2 separate regions of the Homo sapiens genome follow, and region 2 is linked to region 1. Evidence: chromatin loops called from intact Hi-C (ENCODE). Cell type or tissue: PC-9. All regions are shown on one strand. Links, peaks and the distances in the headings refer to the core of each region. The heading gives the core; the rest is flanking DNA. Region 1 overlaps CARD11 (caspase recruitment domain family member 11). Region 2 overlaps CARD11 (caspase recruitment domain family member 11).

Region 1 (8,328 bases), core at 131-8,130:
CAGTAAATGGGTTGCATCTAGCAAGCCAATTCCAATCAACTAGTAATGGCTTGCTGGAGCACCGCATTGAGGACCCAAGCTCAGTGATCAATCACTGACGTTTGCCCATGGGTGTGAATCTGAACGTGGAAGCTGGGCTGCCCCATCCGTCATCTGCACTTGCCCTGCATGACCCAGAGCCCTTCCAGCCTTGAAAATCCACGATATAAAGACACATGCCTGTGAATGTTCACTGCAGCACTATTCACAGTAGCAAAGACATGAAATCAACCTAAATGCCCATCAATGACAGATTGGATACAGAAAGTTGGTACATACACACCATGGAATACTATGCAGCTTTAAAAAAGAATGAGATCATGTCTTCTGCAGGAACATGGATACAGCTGGAGGCCATTATCCTAAGTGAATTAATGCAGGTATAGAAAACCAAATACCTCATGTTCTCACTTATAAGTGGGAGCTAAATGATGAGAGCACATGGACACAAAGACAGGAACAACACACAGTGGGGCCTCCCTGAGGGTGGAGGGTGGGAAGAGGAAGAGGATCTGAAAAAAAGTAACTATGGGGGCTGGGCACGGTGACTTACACCTGTAATGCCAGCACTTTGGGTGGCCAAGGCAGGCAGATCACTTGAGGTCAGGAGTTCAAGACCAGCCTGGCCAACATGGCAAAAACCCGTCTCTACTAAAAATACAAAAATTAGCCAGGTGTGGTTGCAGGCGCCTGTAATCCCAGCTACTCAGGAGGCTGAGGCAGGAGAATCACTTGAACCCGGGAGGTCGAGGTTGCAGTGAGCCGAGATTGTGCCACTGCACTCCAGCCTGGGTGACAGAGCAAGACTCCATCTCGGGAGAAAAAAAAAAAAAAGGAACTACTGGGTACTGGGCTTAGTATCTGGGTGATGAAATAATCTATACACCAAATCCCCATGACACTAGTTTACCTATATAGCAAACCTGCAGGTATACCCCAGAGCCTAAAATAAAAGCTAAAAAAAAAAAAATCCGTGATGACCTCGTGACCTTGAACAAATCGCTTCACTGTCCCAAGATTTTATTTCTTCATGAATAAGATGGAGATAAATAATTCCTGCCTTGCCACTACACAAAATTGCTCTCAAGACAATGTAAGTAGATGAAAAATGGTGCTGGAGGTTTTTATGCACCGTGGTATAAAGGGGAAGTTTTATTTTTTATTAATTGACCTCTCCAGTTGTGGATTCCTGTCGGTCACGCACTCCTCTGAACCATCTCACCGGTTGGGTTGAAAGCCCTTTCTTTCCCTGTTAATGGATTCAGTTTGCTGCCCCCCACTCTGGGAAGACAAGGTCATTTGGATTTCCCTGGTGCGGAGGAGAAAGGGGATTAATATGGGGGTTGGATGCGGGTGTGATCCTTCCGTGCTTAGAAGATCTCAGCATTCTTTTTTCTCTCTCTCTTTTTTTTTTAAAAACTCTAAGTTCTGGGATACATGTGCAGAGCATGCAGGTTTGTTACACAGGTATACATGCGCCATGGTGGTTTGCTGCACCCATCAACCTGTCATCTAGGTTTTAAGCCCCACATGCATTAGGTATTTGTCCTAATGCTCTCCCTCCCCTTGCCCCCCAACCCCCGACAGGGCCCACTGTGTAATATTCCCCTCCCTGTGTCCACAGATCTCAGCATTCTTCTTTTTTTTTTTTTTTTTTTGAGACGGAGTCTCGCTGTGTCTCCCAGGCTGGAGTGCAGTGGCGCCATCTCGCTCACTGCAAGCTCTGCCTCCTGGGTTCACTCCATTCTCCTGCCTCAGCCTCCCGAGTAGCTGGGACTACAGGCACCCGCCACCACGCCAGGCGAATTTTTTGTATTTTTTTTTTTTTAGTAGAGACGGAGTTTCACCGTGTTGGCCAGGATGGTCTAGATCTTCCGACCTCATGATCCGCCCACCTCCGCCCCCAAAGTGCTGGGATTACAGGCCTGAGCCACCGCGCCCAACCGGATCTCAGCATTCTTTTTTTTTTCTTTCTTTCTTTTTTTTTTTTTTTCACTCTAAGTTCTGGGGTACATTTGCAGGACGTGCAGGTTCGTTACATAGGTATACATGTGCCATGGTGGTTTGCTGCACCCATCAACCCGTCATCTAGGTTTTAAGCCCCGCATGCATTAGCTATTTGTCCTAATGCTCTCCCGCCCCTTCCCCCCAACCCCCGACAGGGCCGGGTGTGTGATGTTCCCCTCCCTGTGTCCACGGATCTCAGCATTCTTAACAGCCGCTGGGCAGGTGGCAGCCTGAAGGTTTTCTTCAGGGTCACTCAGCTAATCAGTGACCAGGGGGGTCTTGCATCATAGAACCCAGAGCTTCCAGTTCCCACCCACTGTTCCCACCACTTAAGGATGCTGCTGTACAATGGGTGGGGACAAAAATCTTCCCAAAGTAAATTTTTATCTCCTTTAAGGGTTCTTTCTTATTATCCAAATCTCTGGAGTTAAATTAATTCTCCAGTTGGGCAGCTAGAAGCAGTCGGTCTCCCTAGCATGCTGCCGAGCGCAGCCCTGGTTAATTTCTGGAGAGGGCACGTGCCCTGCAGCCTGTGGAAACCCAGCAGAGATATCCAGACATATCTATTTTCGTTATCTGATGAAAATGTCCCTGTCCCTAAATCTACAAGCCCTCTTTCTTTCACCTTGAATCTTGTGAATGCCTTGTGTTTTCTGCCCAAATCCCAAACAAAGCCTCTATCTGCAGCCTCCTGGATCTATTAACTTTTCCCAGAGACCCAGGGGAGCCATCTGTTCTTCTATTATTTGGTTTAAGTAAAGCTTTGGGGCATTTCTTCTTGCCAGTGGTATATTCCGAGCTGGATTCATTGCCCAGGCCCTTATTTATTAGCATGTGTGTTTTATTGCAATGCGTTTCATTTCCTTCTGTCTTTTAGTCTGGGCTTCATCCTGGAGCCCCCGTCATGAACGATGTTTGGTGCTGTATGAAACGAGATGCATTCAAAACCCTTTTAAGACATAAAGGGCTTTTTTTCTGGTTTGATTTTTTTTTCCTTCTTCTTCTTCTTTTTTTTTTTTTTTTTTTTAGTGGCAGATAAATAAAGGACCTGAGTTTCCTGTAGGACTGGAAACAGTGAATCAGATTTTTGTTTTGTTTAAAACCTGAAAATCTCAGGCAGGAGTCGAGAGTGTCTGGACAGAGCTGAACGCTGTGTTTAGGTGTTTGAGGTGTTAACCCGTTCCCGGCGAGCCATTCCATGGGAGAGGGGGTGGCCACCCACAGGGACTGATTTGAGAGGTGCCAGAAAGCTTGCTTGAGTCAAAAGGTGGCCCGGGGCAGACTGGGCACTTCCTCTGTTGACTTGCCTGTCCCAGAAGGACATTTTAGTGATTCAGCGTCTGCTGTGATTCACGGAACAGCCAGTGCCATGAGTGTGTGGTCTGCTCCCTACCGGCCATGTGACCTTGGGCAAACCATTGAACTGCTCAGCACTTTTCTTCCTATCTGTGACATGGGAGACAAGACCAGCACCCTTCTCCTGGGAAGTTAAATGAGACACTGGCCACTCATTAGCAGAGTGACTTACAGCATCATTTTCCAATTCTTTCTCTTTTTTTTTTTTTTTTTTTTTTTTTTGAGACAGGGTCTCGCTCTGTCTTCCAGGCTGGAGTGCAGTGATAGGATCATGGCTCACTACAGCCTCCACCTCCCAGGCTCAAGTGATCCTCCCAACACAGCCTCCTGAGTAGCTGGGACTACAGGCATGCACCACCATGCCCAGCTAATTTTTGGTTTTTGTTTTGTTTTGTAGAGACAGGGTTTTGCCATCTCTAATTCTAAAATTAAGTGTGAACGCTTTACAGAGCCCTTCGATCTCTCTGCTGGTCCCCATTCATTAACACCCATTACTGTCATGACCCACTTAACACATACGCAGAGCCTAACACGCACAGACACTCTGTGAGTTGCTAGGGATAAAAAGACAAAAAGACAGAGTCCCTGCCCCAGCAAGCCTGTTGTCCGGGGAGGAGACAGATATATAAACAGTCAGTTGCGAAGTAATGGAGTTGCTCTAATGGATGCTTGAAATGAAGACAGACCTTGGGGACAGGAACAGACAGGTCTGCCTGAAGGAGTCAGGAAAGACCTCCCAGAGCCGACAGAAGCTGAAATGAGACTGGGAAAATAAATAGGTTTTTGCCTGGCAGAGCAGCAGGCGAAGCGGCAGGCACAGAGCCGTGGTGGTGTGGTTAGTGTCAGCGCTGGAAAAAAGATGTGAGGACGTGGAAATGGGGCAGGGGAGGCCACAGGAGCCCTGGGGTGCTGTGCCAAGGAGGGCAGATGCTGTCCTGTGGGCAAGGGTGCGTCACCGGGGCGTTCTGAGCAGCGGCTACAAGCCAGGATGGATGCACGGGTTACAGAGATCACAGACAGCAGAGACGACAACAGATGGGTCCCTCAAGGCAAGAGGCAGGCCCTCATTTAATGGGCCACGGGCCAGGGATCGTTTTATTGTGATTTCAGATAAACTTTGTATTGAAGTAGCAAATGCACACCAGAGACCTGCACTCATCCTAAGTGTGTAACTCAGCGGATTTTCACAAAGTGAACACACCCAGGTCGCCCAGTGACACCCAGATCAAGAAACAGAACATGACCAGCTAAAAAATAATATTGTAATATAATAACATTTAATAGAATAAGAATTTTGTAGTGTAAGTATGTCCCAAATACTGCATAGGACATTCTTATGCTAAAAAAAAATAAAAATAAAAATCATTTGGGCTGGGCGCAATGGCTCACACCTGTAATCCCAGGGCTTTGGGAGGCCAAGGCGGGCAGATCACCTGAGGTTGGGTGTCTGAGACCAGCCTGGCCAACATGGTGAAACCCCGTCTCTACTGAAAATACAAAAATTAGCCAGGTGTGGTGGTGGGTGCTTGTAATCCCAGCTACTCAGGAGGCTGAGGCAGGAGAATCGCTTGAACCCGGGAGGCGGAGGTTGAAGTGAGCCGAGATCATGCCACTTGCACTCCAGCCTGACCTGGGCAACAGAGTGAGATTCCGTCTCAAAAAAAAAAAATCATTTGTTTTTAATTCAAAATTTAAATGTAATTGAATGTCCTCTATTTTATCTGGCAACCTTAGCTTAATCCATGTTGTTGCTTGCGGCGGTCGCTCATTCATTTTTTATTGCCAATAATTCATTTTTTATTGCCAATGAGTAGTATAACGTTTTATTTATACTACTGCTGATGGATATTTGAGTTGTTTCCAATTTTTGGCTGCATTGAATAATGCTGCTACAAGCGTTCTTTTTTGGTAGAATTGGGTGGTCTCACTTTGTTGCCCAGGCTGGTCTCGACTTCCTGGGCTCAGGTGATCCTCCTGCCTTGGACTCCCAAAGTGCTGAGATTAAAGGTATGAGCCACCATGCCCAGCCAGGCATTCATTCTTATGTGTTTTTGGAAACATGTGTTTGGCCACTCAAGAGTGGATTTGCTGGATCTTAGACTATGTTTTTGTTCTGCTCTAATAAATACTACCAAATAGTTTTTAAGGATGTCATTTCAGTCTGCACTCCCATTAGTAGTGTATGAGAGTTCCAGTTGCTCCACACTCTTACTCACACATGGAATTGTCTGTGTCTTCATTATAGCCATTCTTGTGGGTGTTTAGGCAAAATAAATAATTTCGTATCTTTAATTTGCATTTTGCTTATGACTAATTAGCATACATTTTCATGTGTTTATTGTCCGTTTCAGATAGCCTCCTTTGCAAAGTGCCTGTTAAAGTGTTTTGCCCATTTTTCTATTGAGTTGTCTTTTACTTATTGAATTGTAGTAGTTCTTTATATATGATAGACGTGAGTTCTTTGTCAGATATATGTATTGTGGATTTTTTTTCAGTTTACAGCTCAGCTTTTTACTCTCAATAGTCTGCTGATGAACAGAAGTTTTTAGTTTTAATGCAGTCCAATTCATGTGTGTATTTTTTTCTTATAGTTAATTTGTTTTGAGTCCTGTTTAAGAAGCATTCACCTATCCTAAAGTTTATGTTTCCTTCTAAAAGCCTTATTGTTTCATCTTTCACATTTATATCTGTAATTCATCTAGAATGGGTTTTTTCCTTTAAAATCAACTTTATTGAGGTATAATTTACATACAATAAACTCAGTGCATTTTGATCAATGTATATACTCCATGTAACCACAATCAAGATTTAGAGCATTTCCATCACCCCCAAAAAGTTGCCTCAAGTCCTTTTGCTACTCAGAGTGTGTTCCAGGGACCAGCGTTAGCCTCCCCTTGGGGCTGCTCCCATGAGGCAGACTCCCAGGCCCCACCCCAGACCTACTGCATTTTAACAAGGTTCCCAGGTACTCTGTATGCCCATTAAAGGTTTAGAGACAATCTGGGCTCCATTGGAGAAAGGTGACAAGCCAAAAATGCTGCTTCTATTGTTATAAATAGTGTGGCCTGAAGCAAGTCCGAGGTAAATGATGGATGATTGAGTTTAGGGGGAAAAATGAGAGAAGAACCAAGTTGGGAAGAAATTGTGAAGTCATTACAAGAACACCCTTTATTTTCCTGGACCAAACACCTATTCTCCCTGAGGCCTGGCCCCACTGACATTATGGCAGGGCATGACACCTGCAGATTTGAGGGGCAGGATTTTCCACTGGTGAGACTATGCGTTCCCTGGGTAGCTGCTTCCTGGTCTTCATTCTGTACCACAGTGGAGAAAGCCATTCCAATGACCACATCCAGAAGAGACCTTAATTTTAGGTTGCGGTTGTTTTCTTTGTTTTTAAGCTTGCTTTCTATTTTTATCTAAACAATATGTGTACTTGGTTTACAAAAGTCAAACACAGCCAGGTGTGGTGGCTCCTGCCTGTAATCCCAGCACTTTGGGAGGCCAAGGCAGGCGGATCGCCTGAGCCCAGGAGTTTGAGACCAGCGTGGGCAACATGGCAAAACCCTGTTTCTACCAAAAATAAAAATAAAAAATTATCCAGGCATGGTGGCACGCACCTGTAGTCCCAGTTACTCGGGAGGCTGAGGTGAGAGGATAGCCTGAGCCCAGGAAGTCGAGGCTGCAGTGAGCCATGATCATGCCACTTTACTCTAGCCCAAGCAACAGAGTGAGACCTTGTCTAAAACTAGAAATAGAAATAAAACATCAAATACTATCACATGACTTAAAATAAAAAATAGCAGTCCTGTAGCCTGCCCCTCCCCACTTCTGAATCCCATTCTTCCAACATTTTAATCATCTACCCTTCCAGATGGCACCTTATCCCCACACCTGTTGTCCCCATAATTTTCCAGCGAGTAAACCTACCTTCTCCTATCAGTTGGGGAGGGAATCTGGGGGCTCACCTGCTCTTTTTACATTTCCTCCACTCATCTGCTGGCCCCAGCCCTGCCCTGCACACCACCTCTTGCAGTACAAGGTGCTTCCATTTTCTGAGCTCTTCTGGGGCTCTGCAGAGAAAACTGTCTCTCTCCTCGCCAGCTCTTCCACCATTAGGAACTCGGGTTTCATCCTTCTCTAATGTAAAGTCTGTAAACGTTTTGAAATTATAAGTTAGATTTCTTGAAAATTTCAGACAAAAGGATATACAGATACTCCTTGGCTTATGATAAGGCTACATCCCGATGAACCCATCATAAGTTGAAAATATGTGAGTCAAAAATGCATTTAGTAGGCTGGGCATGGTGCCTAAAACCTGTAATCCCAGCACTTTGGGAGACCGAGGCAGGTGGATCACCTGAGGTCAGGAGTTCAGGACTAGCCTGGCCAACATGGTGAAACCCCGTCTCTACTGAAAAATACAAAAATTAGCCGGGCATGGTGGCGGGCACCTGTAATCCCAGCTACTCAGGAGGCTGAGACAGGAGAATTGTTGAACGCGGGAGGCAGAGGTTGCAGTGAGCCAAGATCGCGCCACTGCACTCCAGCATGGGTGACAAGAGCAAAGCTCCAACTCAAAAAAAAAAAAAAAAGAAATTACGTTTAGTGCAAACCTGCTGAACATCCTAGCATAGGCTGGGATACCTTAAATATGGTCAAAACACTTACATTAGCCTACAATTGGGCAAAATCCTCTCACACAAAGCCTATTTTCTAAAAAAGTGTTGAATATCTCATGGCATTTATTGAATACCATACGAAAAGTGAAAAACAAAATGGTTGTTTGGGTGCCTGAGATAGAGTTTTTACTAAATGCCTATCACTTTTGCACCATTGTAAAGTCAAAAAATTGTAAGTCGAGCCATCGTAAATCGGGGATGATCTGTATAGATCAATATATCATAAGAAATGCTAGCAATAAGA
Region 2 (8,328 bases), core at 7-8,006, 71 kb after region 1:
GTTACACCTATGAGCCAGTCTTGCAAGTGGTCAAGAGATTGACTTTTAATCCTAGAAATCTTCCCTGACCTGAGGACCAAGTTCCCAAATGCTGTCATCAAAATTCTAAAGTCAGAAACAGCCCAGCCTCAGTACTGGTTTTCTTGTGCCTCAGTTTTCCCAACCTACGTTGACATAGTGGGTAGGGGGTAGGGGTAGAACAGCAAGGGTAGTTGTTCAAGCCTGTTTCTCCTTTTTTTTTTTTTTTTTTTTTTTGAGACAGAGTTTCACTCTTGCAGCCCAGGCTGGAGTGCGACTGTGCGATCTCGGCTCACTGCAACCTCTGCCCCCAGCTCAAGCGATTCTCCTGCCTTAACCTCCCCAGTAGCTGGGACAACAGGCATGCGCCACACCCAGCTAATTTCTGTATTTTTAGTAGAGACGGAGCTTCGCCATGTTGGTCAGGCTGGTCTCAAACTCCCGACCTCAGCTGATCTGCCCACCTCGGCCTCCCAAACTGCTGGGATTACAGGCGTGAGCCACAGCACCCAGCCTTGTTTCTCCTTTCTTGTAATTAAAACCTTTCTTTTTTTTCTCTTTGAGACAGGGTCTTGCTCTGTCACCCCAGCTGGAGTACAGTGGCGCAATCATGGCTCACTGCAGCCTCAACCTCCTGGGCTCAAGCGATCTTCCCACCTCAGCCTCTTGAGTAGCTGAGACTGTAGGTGTACAGGCCAGATAATTTTTTTTTTTTTGTAGAGATAGGGTCTCGCTATGTTCCCCCAAGCTGGTCTTGAACCCCTGACCTCAAGCAATCCTCCCACTTCAGCTTTTCAAAGTGCTGGGATTACAGGCATAAGCCACCATGCCTGGCCACAATTAAAGCCTTCCTTACAATTTTTTAAAGCCTTTTTTTTTCTGATGATAAACACATTCTCTTTTTTAAGAAATGCAGACAGTGTCATTTCCCTTTGTGTTTGCTGACTGGCCTGTGGACTGCTTTGCTGCCTTTGCAGAGGCCCTTGGTTCTCTCATTCCCTTCCCCACCCAGCCCCAACCCCTGGCCCTGTCCCAGCCACAGAGCAGGGAGGCCGTGAGGAGACCAGGGAGATGGTGTCCTGCAGCGATGCCTGTCGCCACCACCTCCCCGGGGCTGAGGGCCTCTGACAGTTCACTCCAAGCCCAGCCGTTGCCCGACAGGAACAGCTTCTGTCAGCCCCGGGAGATCTCATGTCACCTGTGGTTAGTCTTCAAAGCCAAAACCAAGGAAGTCCTTGATTAAACATCAGCGGCCGAGGGTCCCTGTCACTCCTGAATGGAACTGTCCTAGAGCAGCTGCCTAAAGCCTGCCCCCCACCAGGTTCCAAGCAGCTTTGGGGACAGGCATAAGGCTCTTTCCACCGTACAAGGGTTTGAACCCCACCTTTCCCTCTTACCATGATTGTCCCACTGCACTCCAGCCTGGGCAACAGAGTGAGATCCTGGCCTCCTTTCTCCAGAAGGAGAACTGACCCTTCCCCAAAAAACCCAAACCCCCAGCTGGGCTCCTGGATGGCTGAGTGGGGCATTAGCGGTGGCCTCGTCAGTCACCATAAGGAACACTGCCCTTGGGAAATTACAGCGTGTGTGGGCTACCGCGTGTTCCTGCCCAAACCCATGGCAGGCTGGAGGCTAAAGACATAATTCACAGTGACGGGAACTCTTCGGGGTTTGGGAACGGGGTTTGCTGCTTTTGACCTAATGAATTAGCAGCTGATTAGAGCGGCTCCAGTCTGCAGAGGTTTCCATCAAAGCCTTTTCCATCAAAGATCTTCCACACTGGCCACGAGCATGCCCAAGGCTGCCATCTTCCCTCCTCCCCATCTCCAGGGGTGTCAGGACCTGTGTCAGTGGCCTCCCAGGCTGTCCACTCCCCAGGGTGGAACAGAAGCCCCTCTCCCCCTGCAGCCCCTGGTGTGGTCCACTCTGCCAGTGTCATCGAGGGTGACACGCCCCTCAGGACTTCCTGGCCTTTTCTTCCAAAGCAGAACATCTCTTTGATCCCAGAACGATTCCCTTTCTCTCCATCCTCCGCCTCCTGCTCCAAGGCTGATTATCTCTTCCTTTTCAGATCCCAAGCACTGCAAGTCCAGATGCAACGGGAGCCTGGCTCAAGGGACGACAAGATCCAGCCGGAAAGTGTAGAAGTCACACCCCAATGGCGGGATAGCAGCCCCTGTGTGTGAGCACCCCTCCATGCCAGGTACTCGGCATCTGTTATCCCCTCTATACCTCTCTATATATTATGGAGAGACAGGGTCTTGTTCTATCACTGCGGCTGGAGTGCAGTGATGTGATCATAACATACTGCAGCCCTCCACCTCCTTGGCTCAAGTGATCCTCCCATTTTAGCCTCCCAAGTAGCTGGGACCACAGGCACACACAACCAAATCTGGTGAATTTTTTAAATTTTTTGTAGAGACAGGGCCTTGCTCCGTTGCCCAGACTGGTCTCAAACTCCTGGCCTCAAGCGATCTCCCTGTCTCTGCCTCCCAAAGCACTGATTACAGGCAGGAGACACTGTGCCTGGCCGTTCCTTTATATTGGAAAAAACGCAAGTGATGGTGACCTGAGACTTGGCGGAGGGGCGGGAGTAGTGAAGGGAGAGAGGGGCAGAGATCAGGCTGTGACACCAGCCGGAGCTTGGGAGACCATCAGAGAAAAGGCTGGCAGGCCGGGGATGTAGTTGTGATAAGATTGAGGGGCTGGCAGAAAGCAAACCTTGCAGGGCCTGAAGATCAAGATCAAGATGCTGAACATGGGCCAGGCACAGTGGCTTACACCTGTAAATCCCAGCACTTTGGGAGGCCGAGGCAAGTGGATCATCTGAGGTCAAGAGTTCGAGACCAGCCTGGCCAACATGGTGAAACCCCGTCTCTACAAAAAATACAAAAATTAGCCAGGCATGGTGGTGGGCATCTGTAACCCCAGCTACTCAGGAGGCTGAGGCAGGAGAATCCTTGGACCCAGGAGGCCGAGGCTGCAGTGAGCCCAGATGGTGCCACTGCACTCCAGCCTGGGTGAAAGAGCAAGACTCTATCTCAAAAAAAAAAAAAAAAAAAAAAGTTGAACATGGCTTGGCATGGTGGTCATGCCTGTAATCCCAGCACTTTGGGAGTCCAAGGTGGGAAGATCACTCGAGCCCAGGAGTTTGAGACCAGCCTGGGCAACATAGCAAGACCCCATCTCTACAAAAATAATTTTTAAAATATTAGCTGGCCACGGTGGTGTTTGCCTGTGGTCCCAGCTACTCAGTAGGTGGAGGCAGGAGGATTGCTTGAGCTCAGGAGGCAGAGGCTGCTGTGAGCTGAGATCACGCCACGGCACTCCAGCCTGGGCAACAGCGCAGGACCCTATCTCAAGAAAAAAAAAAAAAAAAGATTGGAACTTTATCATAACAGCAAGAGGAAGCCACAGTAGAGGTCTTGAATGAGTAAGTCAGGACGTGAGGCCAGCAACTCTCATGGAATTCGTCCTCAGGTGGGTCACCTCCTGGTCCTTTGCTTCCCAGGGAAGGTGAGCAACACAGCCCTTTCTGTGGAGCCTAGCCTGGGGGTCTGGCACTTGCTTTTCAGCCATTTGCAAAGAGATTGGTGTGGCCTAGGACCTGTCTCACACTGGAAGTCAAACCCTGCCAAAGGTTGGGTTTGAGTTGCGAGTTGCGACAAGCTCCAGCTAAGACTTAGGTAGGGACGGGCCATCCAACCTGCCATGCTGTTAAAGTTCAGAGCCTCGGGGCCTCTGGGCACATTTCTGAGAAAACTGCCTTCAAAGAAACTGCCCAGAGCTTGACAGAGTCACTGGGTTCATCCCCGGTGATGAGGCTGAGTCATGCTGAGTTAGAGGGAAGTGTTAGAAGGGAAAATACATTTCGAATTGCGTCTGAGACATTTTTTTTCTTTTGAGGCTAGCTACACTCTCCATAGATTTTTTCCATGAAATATTTCATACATATAAATATGTATATATAATGTGTATCTATGAGGCAGAGAACAATGAAACAGACACTCATGTCCCCAGTTGAAGCATAACATAATTCCTTGTGTCACCAATGTCCTCAGGGGACCTTCCGAGGTCACATCTGTCTGGCTGCCCCTCCCCATGGGAAGCCACCATTCTGATTTTTATCAGTCCCCTTGTTTCTTGGTATAGTTTTGCCGTATATCCTTAACAGTAGGGTTTTGTTTTGTATGTTTAAAAAAAAAATTATTTTTAAGACAGGATTTTGCTCTGTCTCCCAGGCTGGAGTACAGTGGTATGATGATAGCTCCCTGCAGCCTCAACCTCCTGGCTTAAGCAATCCTTCCATCTCAGCCTTCTGGGTAGCTGGGACTACAAGCACGCAACCCCACACCCAGCTAAGTTTTTATTTTTTTGTAGAGATGGGGTCTTGCTATATCGTCCAGGCTGGCCTCAAACTCCCAGTCTCCCGTCTCGGCCTCCCAAAGTGCTGGGATTTCAGGCATGAGCCATCTCACTCAGCCTTGTTTTATATATATGTATATATTTTTTTAATTTTTTAGAGACAGGGTCTCACTTTTTCCCAGGCTGGAATGTAGTGGTGCCATCGTAGTTCATTGCAGCCTCGATCTCCTAGGCTCAAGTGATCCTCCCACCTCCCAAGCAGCTGGGACTACAGGCGTGTACCACCATGCCCAGCTACTTTGTTTTTATTTTTTGTAGAGATGGTGTCTCGCTGTGTTTTCCAGGCTGGTCTCAAACTTCTGGCCTCAAGCAATCCTCCCACCTGGGCCTCCCAAAGTGCTGAGATTATAGGCGTGAGCCACTGTGCCCAGCCTGTTTTTGAAGTACTTATAGACAGTTTTATACCATGCATCTTCTGTGGCTTGCTTTTTCACTCAGCATCATGTTCCTGAGGTCCACCTGTGCTTATGCACATGGTCATATTTCTTTCCATGTTCACTGCTGGGGAGTGCTCCAGCGTTGAATACACAGTGTATTTATCCACGCTGTTGGACGATGTCTGTGTGTGGTTTCTGGTTTTGGATACACGGTGCTGCTGTTGAACATTCTTGCACAGGTCTCTGGATGCACACGGGTAGAATTTCTCTAGGGATGATATCTAGAAGGGACTCCTGGCATGTATGTTCTGCATGTTCAACCCTACTAGGTGAAACCAACTTGTTTTCCAGCCCTTGCAGGTTTTTTTCATACAGTAACAAATGTCTGCAGGTGAGCCCCTGCTGGGAGCAGAGGTGCAATAGCGTCCTTACTCTGTCACTCCAGTGAGAACAGATGCCCCCAGATCATGGCTCCGGGTGTTTGTGATATGAACTCACCCTTCACCAGGCTACTTTATCTTGCCTGTCCCTCTGCCTAGCAAACTCCCACTCAAAATGCTCCCAGCTCTCTAAGGAGGGGGAACCTCAGGGAGGTCTTCACATGAAGGAGGCGTGGGCTGGAACCCCAGTTAGATTTGCTATGTGACCCTCAGCAAGTTGCTAGGGCTCTCTGGTTCTTGGTTTCCTTGTCTACAAAACAAGGGTGAGCACATCCATCTCTCAGAGCCGCTGTGGTCGTTAAATGAGATGATTTCTTTTTTTTTTTTTTTGGAGACAGAGTCTTGCTCTGTTGCCAGGGCTGGAGTGCAGTGGAACAATCTGGGTTCACTGCAAACTCTGCCTCCTGGGTTCAAGTGATTCTCTTGCCTCTGCCTCCTGAGTAGCTGGGACTACAGGCACCTGCCACCATGCTCAGCTGATGTTTTGTATTTTTAGAAGAGACGGGGTTTCGCTATGTTAGCCAGCCTGGTCTCGAACTCCTGACCTCAAGTGATCTGCCCACCTCGGCCTCCCAAAGTGCTGGGATTACAGGTGTAATCACCATGCCCAGCCAAATGAGATAATTTCTATAAAGGGTCAGGCACGGTGCCTGGCACGCGGGCAGCCCAGTGGGGAAGCACTTCCTGTTCTGCCAGCAGGGCGTGTGGCTGCCCTCTCTGCAGGGTTCCAGAGGATGCTGTTCCTCCCACCGGGGCTTGTGTGGGCGGCTGACACTTACCACCAACCTCTGAGCAGCTTGCAACCCAGGGTCTGTGTGCGAAACGTCTTTGCACCCTCTGTTCCCAGCACAGTGCTCAGCACAGAGCCAGTTCTCACTCAAGTCGGCTGAGGTTGAAGAGGCCCTTTCAGTCCAGGCACTCACAAACTGGTCCACTTTCCCAAGTTCAACTTCACCCCTGGTTGCTAAGCAACTGTGCTGCAAAGGGGCATTAACGATGGGACAGGTTTCAACGAGATCCAGGGTCTGTGATTTCACTGCATCTGAGGTAGAAGGGTCCCTTGGCCGGGCATGGTGGTGTGCGCCTATAGTCCCAGCTACTTAGGAGGCTGAGGTGGGAGGATTGCTGGAGCCTGGGAGCTCAAGGCTGCAGAGAGCTACAATGAGGTAGGAGGGTCCCTTTCATCTCTGCTCTGGAAAGAAGATTTGGCCCTAGTTATTTCCTGCTTAGCTGACAGGCCGCTGAGGTGGCTGCACCGGGTCACCCGGGGTCCCGGGAGGAAGGCTTTCTATGTCACTGAGCACTCTTGTAACACGTGGTTGGCATGTGCCAACTACAACCTCCTTGTTCATGAAAGCTGGTAAGAAATGCTGGTTGGTCTATCCAGACCTGCCTGTCTTCTTGCCTTGAGCTGCTGTTTAATTCCTAGGCCTGTGCCTTCTGACCCCGCAAAAGGTATAAGCTTCTTAACACCTGCCTTTCAGCTCTCTTGTGCATTCATGGTGCTGAGCAAGTCTTTGTACTAAGTAGATGTCTTTATTAGTTAGGAGGCTTTGGGCTGCAAATCACAGTAGACCCAACTTCACAAGGCTTGGGACAAAGAGCATTTATATCTTACAGGAGTCCAGAGGTGGGAGGGGCTCAGGATGGCAGAGCAGAGAGCTGGAAAGACCCTCGGTCCTTGATGTCACCTGAGGGATACAGGCTGAGGTGCAGTGACCCAAACCATCACATTCACCTTTACACACTCATAGCCAAAAGCCCAAGGACAAGGTGTCCCTGTTAAAGATCAAGGAAAACCTCCAGAACCGCTCCCAGTGCATGTTCCTGCAGGTTGCATGGCCAAAAGCACTTCACCTGCTTGTTTCTACGCTACTGGTAGAGACCAAACAAGGGCCACTCTTTGCAGCTCAAAAGATATTCAGCCTCCCTGAAGCATCAGACTGCCTGGCTTTTGGGGAAAAAAAAAAAAGGATTCTGTTAGCAGGAAGTCGGGGGTCGTGTGGAGAGACACCAGCAGTGCCTGCCACCTAGTCAATAAATAATTCGTTGAATAAAATTCTTAGGCTGTCCACTTCTTGAAAATAATAAAAGCAAGTACATTTTCCTTTGTGAATGCAAATGATCACGTGGTCATGTTGTCAGAATGAGCCATTGTTGTAGGCGTGTCTATGGTGTTGCTGGCTTTGACCCAGGTAGCCAGTGCCATGTGTTAGCAAAAGGCTCATAGAGGTCAGAACTTAAGGCAGTGAACTATGGAGGTTGTCATCTATACAAAGTTCATTGGATTCAATGGAGACCAAATCCTCATTTTTAATTACTTTAAATCCAACTTTTGCTCATGACAGAAAATAGATATTTTTACTCAAGGCACTTTGGTTGCAGGGAACAAAATCCCACTTGAAATATCTCAAATTGGCCAAGAGTGGTGGCTCATGACTGTAATCCCAGCACTTTGGGAGGCTGAGGTAGGAGGGTCATTTGAGGCCAGGAGTTTGAGACTAGCCTGGGCAAACTACAGCATGGTGGTGCATGCCTGTAGTGAGACCCTGTCTCTACAAAAAATGTTCAAAACAGCCAGGGGTGGAGGCACACACCTGTAGTCCTAACCACTCAGGAGGCTGAGGTGGGAGGATTGCTTGAGCCCAGGAGTTTGAGGCTGCCATGAGCTAGGATTGCCCCACTGCATTCCAGCCTGGGTGGCAGAGCAAAACCCTGTCTCTAAAAATGATAATTTTTAAAACAAATTTAATAGCTCAAATTAACGGGGAAGGTGGAAGGATACTGAAAGCCTACAACAAGGACCAGACACCACAGAAGGCCAAGGCTCATGAGGTTGGGAACTGAGTTATGCAGCAAGAGAGATGACCCCGGCCATCCGCTTCTCATGGAACCTCATGGGCTCACCATGGCACCACTCGGTAGACCAGCTTCCTCTGCTTGCTGGTTTCTTCTCTGCCCTCATAGCCTTGACCTGCCTGCATGTCTCCTCACCCTGGCTGAGCTCCAACCTCCATGGCTACACCAATGCCACCTTCTAGCTCAATTGCCCCCAGCACACTCACCCA

The links. A loop is a pair of places that touch in the nucleus more often than their neighbours do. Peaks named below come from ENCODE experiments on the same cell type or tissue, not always from the same donor. Only the 100,000 strongest peaks of a DNase experiment are listed, where the experiment ranks them.
Region 2: a loop joins it to region 1, with 2.7 times the contacts of the local background. A loop is called at or near these places in 5 of 110 quality-filtered maps.

What each region holds. Positions count from the first base shown.
Region 1 is chr7:3,023,253-3,031,580 of GRCh38, reverse strand. The region is part of intron 1 of CARD11 (caspase recruitment domain family member 11); the gene reads left to right. Among named protein-coding and RNA genes, the nearest start is that of CARD11, 16 kb to the left of the region's middle. In PC-9, for the core only: no CTCF peak of the experiment used is centred there; a DNase peak (open chromatin) is centred at 3,330; H3K4me3 peaks cover 1,196 bases; H3K27ac peaks cover 2,251 bases.
Region 2 is chr7:2,952,393-2,960,720 of GRCh38, reverse strand. It overlaps CARD11 (caspase recruitment domain family member 11), which reads left to right. Exons shown (of 25, transcript NM_032415.7): 2 at 2,090-2,221. The coding sequence starts at 2,215. Among named protein-coding and RNA genes, the nearest start is that of CARD11-AS1, 13 kb to the right of the region's middle. RefSeq lists a silencer at 5,979-6,038. In PC-9, for the core only: no CTCF peak of the experiment used is centred there; a DNase peak (open chromatin) is centred at 3,810; H3K27ac peaks cover 3,080 bases.